3 separate regions of the Homo sapiens genome follow, and all the other regions are linked to region 1. The links are chromatin contacts, found by Hi-C or POLR2A ChIA-PET in ENCODE. All regions are on one chromosome and are shown on one strand. The core of a region is the stretch at or near the end of the contact, and the rest is flanking DNA. Distances in the headings are between cores, read along the strand shown.

Region 1 (3,462 bases), core at 267-2,766:
CATGTCCACTGCTGACAGACATTCTAAAACCTACGTGTACAGCTGCAAGCTTTGAAGAATAGATGTTCCCCGTCAGATATGTAACACTGGTGCCTGTACCCCTGTCTTCTTTTCCATCTTTTTTGTTTTTGTGTTTTGTTTTGTTTTAAAAAATGTGGTAAAATAGACACCTTTTAATTGGACCATATTTACTCTATCTCGACGTAGGCCTCCGTGTCATCATGGAGATTCTCCTTGACATGCAGTCACGGCCATGATCCATCTTCAGAGCTTCTCTTTCTTCCCCACGGTAGGTCTGTCAGCAGAGAACCCTGACCACACACTCATGTGTTTTCTCCTCCAGAATGCGCTTGGAAACCACCGTGAATTGGAGCGCACTGGGAAACACAGATGAAGAAAGTCAACACCGCTTTGTCCTTCAGTGCCTGGCTCCCTTTTCAGCTGGTCTTGAGACTCCAGGCATTGGAGTCCAGGGAGGGGCACGCCGCCTTTACCTTGTGCTTCCCACGATCTTGTCTCCTTAATCCCCACTGCAGCTCTCTGCCATAGGGTCTTATACTGCTTTACATGTGGGAAACTGAAGCTCAGAGGGTTTCACAGCAGGGCAGGGAGCCCAGATGTGAATCTGTACATACCAAGCTTTCTAATTTTTCAGTAGTTTCCAAGCATCTTTTTTTTTTTCTTGTTTCTTCATTGATGTCTTTTTTTTTTTTTTTTTTTTTTTTTGAGACACAGTCTCTGTCGCCCAGGCTGGGGTGCAGTGGTGTGATCTCAGCTCACTGCAACCTCCGCGTCTCACAGTCAAGCAATTCTCATGCCTCAGCCTCCCGAGTAGCTGGGACTACAGGTGCCCACTACACCCAGCTTATTTTGGTATTTTTAGTAGAAACAGGGTTTCACCATGTTGGCCAGGCTGGTCTTGAACTCCTGACCTCAGGTGATCCACCTGCCTTGGCCTCCCAATATGCTGGAATTATTGATATGAGCCATTGTGCCCGGTCATGTCATTGTTGCCTTAACCAAGCCTCTTTTAATTTTTCAAACGGAAGAGCCCCTGTCCCTCAGTTACTGCTGCTGAGCCCTTTCAAGATGACTCAGTGAGGAGGGGGAAAAGCAGAAGCGGTGTGGGAAGAGGCGGGGTCTGGGCCAGCTGCTGGTCCTGCTCTCCTCCCTCCTTTGGCCTCTAGGCTCCCAGGAGTGGTTTGGAACCTGCGCCGTGTGCTCTGGGGGCTGTGGCAGGGCAGGGGCGGCTTGGAACCTGCGCCATGTGATCTGGGGGCTGTGTCAGGGCAGCGGGAGTCCTCGTGTCCCCTGCGCACAACACAGACAGAAGGCTGGGTCCACCCAGTGGGCGGTCGGGTGCCAGGCCAGTGCTTACCCCGCCATGTTTTCAAGCCCGAGGCCAGCTGGCTGCAGGTGCAGGGCTATGCGTCAGGGGTCAGGGTGCACACATCCCTGCAGGTCTCGGGGCTCCTGGGTTGCTTCTGGAAGGGCCCGGATGGGGCCTGACTGGAGCTGCCGAGGGGTGGAGCTTCTGGGAAAAGGATCCCTCCTAGGGGGAGTGTCTTGGGCCTGGGGCCACGTGGCACGGAGAGAGACGGGTCCATGGCAGTGTCTGCTTTTCTCTGTGAAGGCAAAGGGCCTCTGAGGGAGTATTACAGCCGCCTCATCCACCAGAAGCATTTCCAGCACATCCAGGTCTGCACCCCCTGGCTGGAGGGCCGAGGACTACCCCCGCTTCTAGGTGAGAGGCCAGCAGGAGGCTCAGGGAGGACGCGGGGCCTTAAGCAGGGGGAACAGGGGTGGGCAGGATGTACTTTTTTCAGAAAAGGTGGCTCTGGAGGCCACTTGGGGACAGGACCTGGGCTCTAGCTGAACTCCCGGGAGGAGGCTACTTCCTGGTGTGCCAGCCCCTCCCTGCCAGGTGGCCCCAGAGGCCCTTTACCAAGGGGTTTGAGGAGGCCACGTCCTTTCAGTCTGCCACGCCCTCCATTCAGTCCTCTTCCTTCCTGCAGGAGGGCTGGGCCTGGGGTTGGGGCCACTGTTGCCCAGGTGTGGGAGGGCAGTGGCTTTGGGAGGTACAGGGACGATGTGTCAAACAGCGTCGCCTCTCCCAGTGCGATGGTTCTCCTTTGCCTCCGTCTCTTTCCGCGTTGATTTCTCCAAGTGGGGAGTCGTGGCTTGGTCCTGATGCGTCTCTAGAGCCGCATCTTCCAGCTTCGAGTGAGCAGAGCAGTTGGAGTCTGAGGGCCTTTTCCTGGCAGGATTCTCCAGCTAGTCTTTGTTTTAGACAGTCTTGCTCCGTTGCCTAGGCTGGAGTGCACGATCTCAGTTCATGCAACCTCCGCCTCCTGGGTTCAAGCGATTCACCCACCTCAGCCTCCCAAGTAGATTACAGGATTACAGGAGCCCGCCACAACACCTGGCTTATTTTTGTATTTTTAGCAGAGACAGGGTTTCACCATGTTGGCCAGGCTGGTCTTGAACTCCTGACCTCAAGTGATCCTCTCGCCTTGGCCTCCCTAAGTGCTGAGATTCCAGGCCTGACCCATCATGCCTAGCCCCAGCTAGTCTTTAGAAATGTTAAGCTATTTGGCTTTATTTTCACACTGACAGCTGGTTTGTGGTGGGTGTGATGTGGTTTATTATTATTATTATTATTATTATTATTATTTTGAGACGGAGTTTCGCTCTTGTTATTATTATTATTATTATTATTATTATTATTATTATTATTATTTTGAGACGGAGTTTCGCTCTTGTAGCCCAGGCTGGAGTGCAATGGCGCGATCTTGGCTCACTGCAACCTCTGCCTTCCCGGGTTCAAGCGATTCTCCTGCCTCAGCCTCCTGAGTAGCTGGGATTACAGGCACCTGCCACGAATTAGCTTCGCTAATTTTGTATTTTTTTTTAGTAGAGATGGGGTTTCACCATGTTGGCCGGGCTGGTCTTGAACTCCTGACCTCAGGTGATCCACCCGCCTTGGCCTCCCAAAATGCTGGGATTACAGGCGGGAGGTGAACCTGGGAGGTGAAGGTTGCAGGGAGCTGAGATTGTGCCACTGCACTCCAGCCTGGGTGACAGAGTGACACTCTGTCTCAAAACAAAACAAAACAACAACAACAAAAAACAAATTGTGGCTATGTAGAAAAAGTGTCAACTTACATTTTCAGATGTCCCACCCAGGCCGTGTGGCTGCTTGGCCACCTTAAGCCACTTGTGCTTGGGGTTGTCGGGGACCTTATCCAATTTTCACTCCCCTCGGGGGAAGTTGTCTCACTGTGCTGGGAGGATTTGTGTTCCCAGGGCAGAGACCAGCGCTCTGACCCACCCCTCTTGCCTAGCAGGGTTAGTGGACCTGGGTGTCTCTCTGGACACATCCTCCAGTGGCCTGGACCTGCCCATGAAGGTGGTGGACATGTTCAGGTGCTGTTTGCCTGCGTGTGCCGTGAACTTCAAGTG
Region 2 (3,462 bases), core at 502-3,001, 230 kb before region 1:
GAGGCCGAGGCAGGCTGATCATCTGAGGTCAGGAGTTTGAGACCAGCCTGGCCAACATGTCGAGACCCCATCTATACTAAAAATACAAAAAGTAGCCTGGCGTGGTGGCAGCTACTTGGGAGGCTGAGGCAGGAGAATCCCTTGAACCCAGAAGGCGGAAGGTGCGGTGAACTGAGATTGCGCCACTGCACTCCAGCCTGGGCAACAAGAGTGAAACTCTGTCTCAAAAAAAAAAAATTAAGAAGATAATTGTTATAGGGACATATATTAATATTTTTATTTGAGATAAAAAAAGAAGTCAGGCTTCCAAAGCCAAAAGATTTGGCTCACAGGTTTGCCTACAAACAGTAGCTTTGTCATTTAGTTTATATTTCTATAAACTGAATGATCTTTGTCTGTATGCCAAGGTTTTTGTTTGTTTGTTTTTTAACTTAAAATCTACAAAGCTTTTGTGTATGGTTTGTACAGCTTTGGGGACAAGTGAAGGGCTGAAACTTCGTTGTGCAGTTTTGTGGGATATGTAGAGGCTGAAATACAGCCTGCAATCCACTGGCCAGGCTCTCCTCCTCATCCAGAGGAAGGAGCACATTTTTCTTTACACAGGGGTACCATTCCTAGAAAACCTGCTTTTTCCCAGAAGGGCACCTTTGCCTAATTTGCAGAAAGGCACTGGAAAAGCTAGCAATGGCCCTGAAAGCATGTATACCAAATACCGGACAGCAGAAATTAATCCCTGGAAGCTACTTAAACACAAAAAAAATTTTCTTAGATGTCACTTAAAAACATGTGGAAGGAATCGCTTGAACTCGGAAGGCAGAGGTTGCAGTGAGCTGCGATCGCGCCAGTGCACTCCAGCTTGGGCGACAGAGCGAGATTTCGTCCCACCACCCCAAAAAAAACAAACAGTGTAGAGGAAATACATAGTTTTTTTTTTTTTTTAATTATTACCTGAGTAAACAAACCAAAAGAAGAAGAAGAAGGCCATTGCTCCAAACTCTCTTTCAATGTTGCTCTAGTGCCTATTCCTCACCTTGCACTGCCAATCTGCACATCTCCCCTCTCTGGTTCTTCTTTTTGGCTGCTGCTTTCTTTAAACAACTAATATTTATGAAAATAGTTGACAAGTAAGTGCAGTGGTGAGCAGTCTCAATTCCTGACTCAATACTGATGGAAGCAATCTGTTTAACAACCTCAGAAAGACTGTGTGAGTCATTTGTGGATTCTCATCTGGAAATGATCCTAAATCCTAGAATCTTCACCACAAGGCTGTTTTTCTTGCAGTGATTCTTGGAGTCTTGACATTCAAACTGGTTCTTCAAGCTGGGATTCTTTCCCTTCGGGTCTCTGATCCAATCAGCGCACACCTTCTCCAAGGATTTCCCGCTGTGGCTGGTTGGGGTAATCCTCATTCAGTGAATTGTCACCTCTGGTTCCAAGAGTGTATTTCCGGAGTTTTGTAAAGTCTAGGGCGGCGTGCCTATTCCAACTAGTTCCTCAAGGAATGGCCAAGAGGACATGGCTGTCCCTCCTAGAGCCCTCTGCTACTTTTCAGGCCTCATTATACTCTCGCAATTTCCTTTCCTTTTATCTTCTCCCTGATCTTCTCCCTAAATGTTCCCAAATTTATCCTCTTCTCTGAGGGCTTTGCTTCTTCAGGCCTAACTAAATACACAATCCACAAGCCACTGATCTCACCTCAGCTGCACCTATGCTAATTCTCACTTCCAGTTTTTCTCCAAGGCCAGTACTGGGAGGGATGGCGCAAAGATATACACTGCCACCTGGTGGCCAACTGCTAACCAGCTCTGGTAATACCAAGGATGTTACTAGCACCATAGCAACGGGCTCTGGAGGCGGATTTGCAAAAGCACCAGGCGTGGGCAGAACAGTGTCACTTCCTTCTTTGGTAGTAGCATCTCTCTGCCTGGAATTATCTTTCCAAATCTATTTCTCACAAAATTCTTTTCATCTTTCAAAGTCCATATAAATGCCACTTTTACCATGATCCCCTTCCTGATCCTTCAAGTTAGCGGATCTCACTTCTCTGAAAGTACTACAGGGTAGGTTCAGCATTTCGCTTGTAACTCTTACGATGCTGCTCTTTGCCTACTTCAAACTGTTGCTCATCCCCTAAAAACTCAGCTCCTTTTCAGTGCATGCCATCAGGATATTGTAATAATCTGCTGATCTCCTGGGTCACTTCCCCCACATTCTCTGAAAATTTAGAAGCCTGATTCATTCTCTTAGTTTACACCATTCCTACTGTCATCAGTCCTGGCTATTCCATGATGCATGGAGACAATTCATCGAATAGGCTGGCCGTCAGTTTCTTGTCCACTCATTTCCAATCATCTTGTTTTCCAGTCCACCTCAGTCATTTATTCCCATGGTTAATACCCTAGCCCTGGTTATTTATAATAAATGGGCTCGGCTGGGTGCGGTGGCTCACACCTGTAATCCCAGCACTTTGGGAGGCTGAGGTGGGTGGATCACGAGGTCAGGAGTTCAAGACCAGCCTGGCCGGGATGGTGAAACCCCATCTCCACTAAAAATACAAAAATTAGCCGGGTGTGGTGGCAGGTGCCTGTAATCCCAGCTACTCAGGAGGCTGAGGCATAGAATTGCTTGAACCTGGGAGGTGGAGGTTGCAGTGAGCTGAGATCACACCAGTGCACTCCAGCCTGGGCAACAGAGCAAGAGTTCGTCTCAAAAAAAAAAAAAAAAAAAAAGGCTGCTTGTAAAACCTGTATTATTTTGCATCTCACACTGACCATCACTTCCTCTCTAACCATTTCTTGATAGAAGCAGGATCTCTACACTATTAACCCTCTCAACTTTTCACTGCCCATCACTCTTCTATTTTTACTTTCCACATCACCCGACTTAAATTCTTTGATTCATCACCCTAAACGCTTCCTTGCATAAATGAGCAACTCCTGGGCACTCCCTTCCCCCGTCACATTCTCTGGTAAGAACGCAACTTTTGGCCAGGTGCGGTGGCTCACACATGAAGTCCCAGCACTTTGGGAGGCCAAGGCAGGCAGATCGCTTGAGGCCAGGAGATCAAGACTATCCTCGTCAACATGGTAAAACCTCGCCTCTACTAAAAAAAGAAAAAAAAAATGGCATGAAAATTGCTTGAACACAGGAGGCGGAGGTTGCAGTGTGTCGAGATCACGCCACTGGACTCCAGCCTGGGCGACAGAGCGAGACTCTATCTCAAGGTGTGCTACATTTGAAAAGAACTGTTTGAGTTCTCTAATTTATATAAACAGCCATCTGGAGAAGAGGTATGGGAACGGATATTAAGGGTATAGGATAATGGTGGAAGCAACATAGAGTTGGATCAGGCTGAATTTATTGATTTGGGCCCACTAAGTAGGGACTCTGCTTTTAATGTTGCAGCTCGGAAAGTTACAAAACCTTCTAATGTTTATTTGCTTGGTTAGCTGAAATATGGAT
Region 3 (3,462 bases), core at 645-3,144, 160 kb before region 1:
GGCAGATCACCTGAGGTCAGTTTGAGACCAGCCTATCCAACATGGAGAAACTCTGTCTCTACTAAAAATACAAAATTAGGTGGGCATGGTGGCACATGCCTGTAATCCCAGCTACTCAGGAGGCTGAGGCAGGAGAATCGCTTGAACCTGGGAGGCAGAGGTTGTGGTGAGCCGAGGTTGCGCCACTACACTCCAGCCTGGGCAACAAAAGCAAAACTCCATCTCAAAAAAAAAAAAAGAAGAAGAAATTATTCTCATTCCCCTTTCCATGGCCTTGTCTACTCAGATATTTAAATACTATCACGGTACCCCCCTAAAATATTGAGAGAAGAATAGAGTCATGGGATGCTAGGGCTGAAAGAAAACTTGGTAATCATCTCTCCTCTCCTCATTTTGTTGTTGTTGTTGTTGTTTGTTTGTTTGTTTGTTTGTAGAGATAGGGTCTTGCTATGTTGCCCAAGCTGCTCTCAAACTCCTGGACTCAAGCAATCCTCCCATGTTGGCCTCACAGTGTGCTGGGGTTACAGACATGAGCCACTGTGCCCAGCCTACGTTTTCTCTGCTTTTATTTCTCAAGTTTGACAGTGAAACTCAGCAAATTAGATTACAAGCATATAATCATTACTAGGGAGGTTCTTGGATTTCAGGTCCGAGGACTGTTAGGCAAATGCTGTTTTTACTACCAAAAAAAAAAAAAAATCACATTAAAAAAAAAAAGATATATGGTATTGCTAATAAAGGGGAAGCTGCCGAGAACTGCATGAACTGAAGTAGCAGGGACTGCAAACAGCAAAATTTTAATAAAAATAGAGTTATCTGTCATGAGCTATATGTTAAATATTGTTATTATCTGTTTTGAAATGAAAGTATGTAGGAGTCAGGGATTAAAAGTCCTTTAGAACAAGGCTGGGTGTGGTGGCTCACGCCTGTAATCCCAGCACTTTGGGAGGCAGAGGCGGGTAGATCACCTGAGGTCAGGAGTTTGAGACCAACCTGGCCAACATGGTGGAACCCTGTCTCTACTAAAAATACAAAAAAATTTAACTGGGTGTGGTAGCACGTGCCTGCAATCCCACCTACTCAGGAGGCTGAGGCAGGAGAATCGCTTGAACCTGGGAGGCGGAGGTTGCAGTGAGCTGAGATCATGCTACTGTACTCCAGCCTGGGCAACAGAGTGAGACTCTGTCTCAAAAAAAAAAAAAAAAAAAAAAAGTCCTGCAGAGCAAGATTACTTTTTACATTTCTTCAAGTTAATTTGGCTAAAAATACCATACCTTTATGTGTTTAAGATTAGTAGAGGATTAAAAAAAATTATTACTAAGTTGACCAGCCGTAATTTAAAGGTAATTAATATCCTGAAACTAAAATTCCACTGTGATAGAGAAAGAAAAGTGGACCCCAGAATCAAATTGTAGTAATAGGATAACAGAGTCAGTAGCAATAAGGAATGGGCAAAAGAATAAAAAAAAGAAAGAGGAAATGGAAAGGGAAAAAAAGTGCAATCAATTATTTGAAAAACAAATTAATGGGGACAGCTGGAATCAAAGTTCAGGGTGAAATACATAGCCAATTCAAAGAAAGGAAAGAAATGATGTAAAAATTCACTATTAATTCCACTATGAAAATATTAAAAGCAAAGACAAATGCAATGTGGAATATTTAGAAAAAGGAAGTTAGACATAGAGATAAGATAAAAGAATTCAAAGTCAGAGAAGGAATAGGGGAAATAGAAGATAGTGACACTCAAACTCATTACCTATAATGAGCAAAACAGGCTAAGCACAAGTCATCAGGTAGGTCTAGGTTTTCTTACCAAAAAACTGAGACAGTAGCTGAAGGCTTCAGCACCTGGATGTCTCCACGAGTCCTGTCTGGTCCCCACACTTAGCCACAGTGAAGTCATGAAGTATGGCAAGAAAATTTGCTGAGCTTTCTCTTCTTCTGTTCTCTCTCTGTTTCCGGCAATAAGTTAAGTCTTATGCTCTAGACCACTATCTGACCTCACAGGAAGAGTTTCAAAGTGAGTCATTTCTAAATGGCTTAGAAAGGCAAAGCAGGAAAACAGAAGTAGGAGTTTATAATCCTGAGACATTTTCTGCAGCACACAGAGAATGGTTAGAGAGAGGGTACCTCTGTACATAGGGTTCAACTTTATAGGTTTTGTTTAGAAATGAAAAAAAAAAGACTCTATGAGATGTGAGGGTTGGAGTGGGGAGTGGTTGGGGAGGAATGACCTGAATAAACTCATTTAATTAATCTCAAATAACATATCTGAAATGCTTGATATATGTGAAAAACGGTGCCATGTCAAAATCAGGATGAATTAAGCTATATTCTAATCTCCAGAGATTCACAATCGAGTGGGAATATGTACCCATACATATACACACAAAGCTGTAATACAAACTAGGCTATAATAATAGAAGTAACAATAGAAGTAAAATAATAGAACACTCTAGCCAGGGGTATATATAACCCAGGGCAATCTAGGAGAGTCTTAAGATAGAAATAAGATGTGGGCAAGTACTTAATTAAGTACCTGTAGGAATTCTAGAGACAGAAAAAGGTGAAAAGCTGCTTAGGCTATAAGTGGAGCCTAGTCAAAGGCAGGTAGGTGGTAGAGGGCAGGTAGGTGGGGAGGTAGGTGGGAGAGCTTAGTGGTCACTGGAGAACAGGCTGGAGTCTAGGTGCTGTTTCATCAGGAAGGAGTACAGAAGACTGAAGGTAATTCCTGCTTAATGAATACTATGCTGTAAATAATTCTTATATTATTCTTTTAGATATATGCATATACTCTTTTAGATATATGCATATAAAATAAAGTTTATTTGGGTCAAATGTATTTGAACACTGTTGTCTGTGATATAGGCTTCAGTCTATATTAATCAACTTGTCCAAACCATAATATCTGCTCCTCTGCTTGTTTGCAGTCAAGTCACCACGGAATATTTTTGAGGCAGAAAGATCAAAAGAAAAATGCCAAGAGTTGAGTAGTATTTATTAGTTTATTTCCATTGTCATCATCTAATTACAAAAATAGAACATACTTTGTTCTAGAAGAGATAAATTGAAATAATACAGAATTATAATGGGTAAAAAAAATGAAAGATTTTCTTTTCAATTCCACTGCTCGAAGTAACTATTTTTAATAGGTTAGTGTTCATTCTTCCTGATTTTTTTTTTTCTGAATATAGCACACATTTTGTTTGTTGGAGACAGGGCCTCAGTCTGTCGCCCAGGCTGGAGTGCAGTGCCACCATCTTGGCTCACTGCAACCTCTGCCTCCTAGGTTCAAGCAATTCTCCCACCTCATCCTCCTTAGTAGCTGGGACTACAGGCATGTGCCACCACAACCGGCTAATTTTTATATTTTTTCGGTAGAGATGGGGTTTTGCCATGTTGGGCAGGCTGGTCTTGAACTCCTGAGCTCAGGTGATCCACCTGCCTCAGCCTCCCAAAGTG

Evidence for each region. A loop is a pair of places that touch in the nucleus more often than their neighbours do. ChIA-PET counts read pairs that join two places held with the same protein, here RNA polymerase II (POLR2A). Pooled maps may share reads with other maps.
Region 2: a pooled map shows a loop between it and region 1 (2.5-fold over the local background). The contact joins the enhancer-like site here to the promoter of FAM90A1 in region 1. A Hi-C loop is called at or near these places in 1 of 50 pooled maps. POLR2A ChIA-PET finds 5 or more read pairs at or near these places in 2 of 52 experiments (Caco-2 and endothelial cell of umbilical vein).
Region 3: a loop to region 1 is called in a pooled map, with 2.3 times the contacts of the local background. The contact joins the promoter of C3AR1 here to the promoter of FAM90A1 in region 1. A Hi-C loop is called at or near these places in 1 of 50 pooled maps. POLR2A ChIA-PET finds 5 or more read pairs at or near these places in 2 of 52 experiments (GM12878 and activated T-cell).

What each region holds. Positions count from the first base shown.
Region 1 is chr12:8,226,102-8,229,563 of GRCh38, forward strand. It overlaps FAM90A1 (family with sequence similarity 90 member A1), which reads right to left and starts at 1,517. Exons shown (of 7, transcript NM_018088.3): 1 at 1,379-1,517; 2 at 171-377. It also overlaps the pseudogene ALG1L10P. RefSeq lists an enhancer at 1,079-1,128.
Region 2 is chr12:7,993,625-7,997,086 of GRCh38, forward strand. It overlaps the pseudogene RPS20P28. Among named protein-coding and RNA genes, the nearest start is that of FOXJ2, 37 kb to the right of the region's middle. RefSeq lists enhancers at 1, 1,115-2,036. Within about 2 kb of position 1,752, at least 10 of the 41 ENCODE cell types and tissues checked have a DNase peak (open chromatin) inside an H3K27ac peak, as active enhancers do.
Region 3 is chr12:8,064,465-8,067,926 of GRCh38, forward strand. C3AR1 (complement C3a receptor 1) reads right to left here and starts at 1,895. Exons shown (of 2, transcript NM_004054.4): 1 at 1,814-1,895.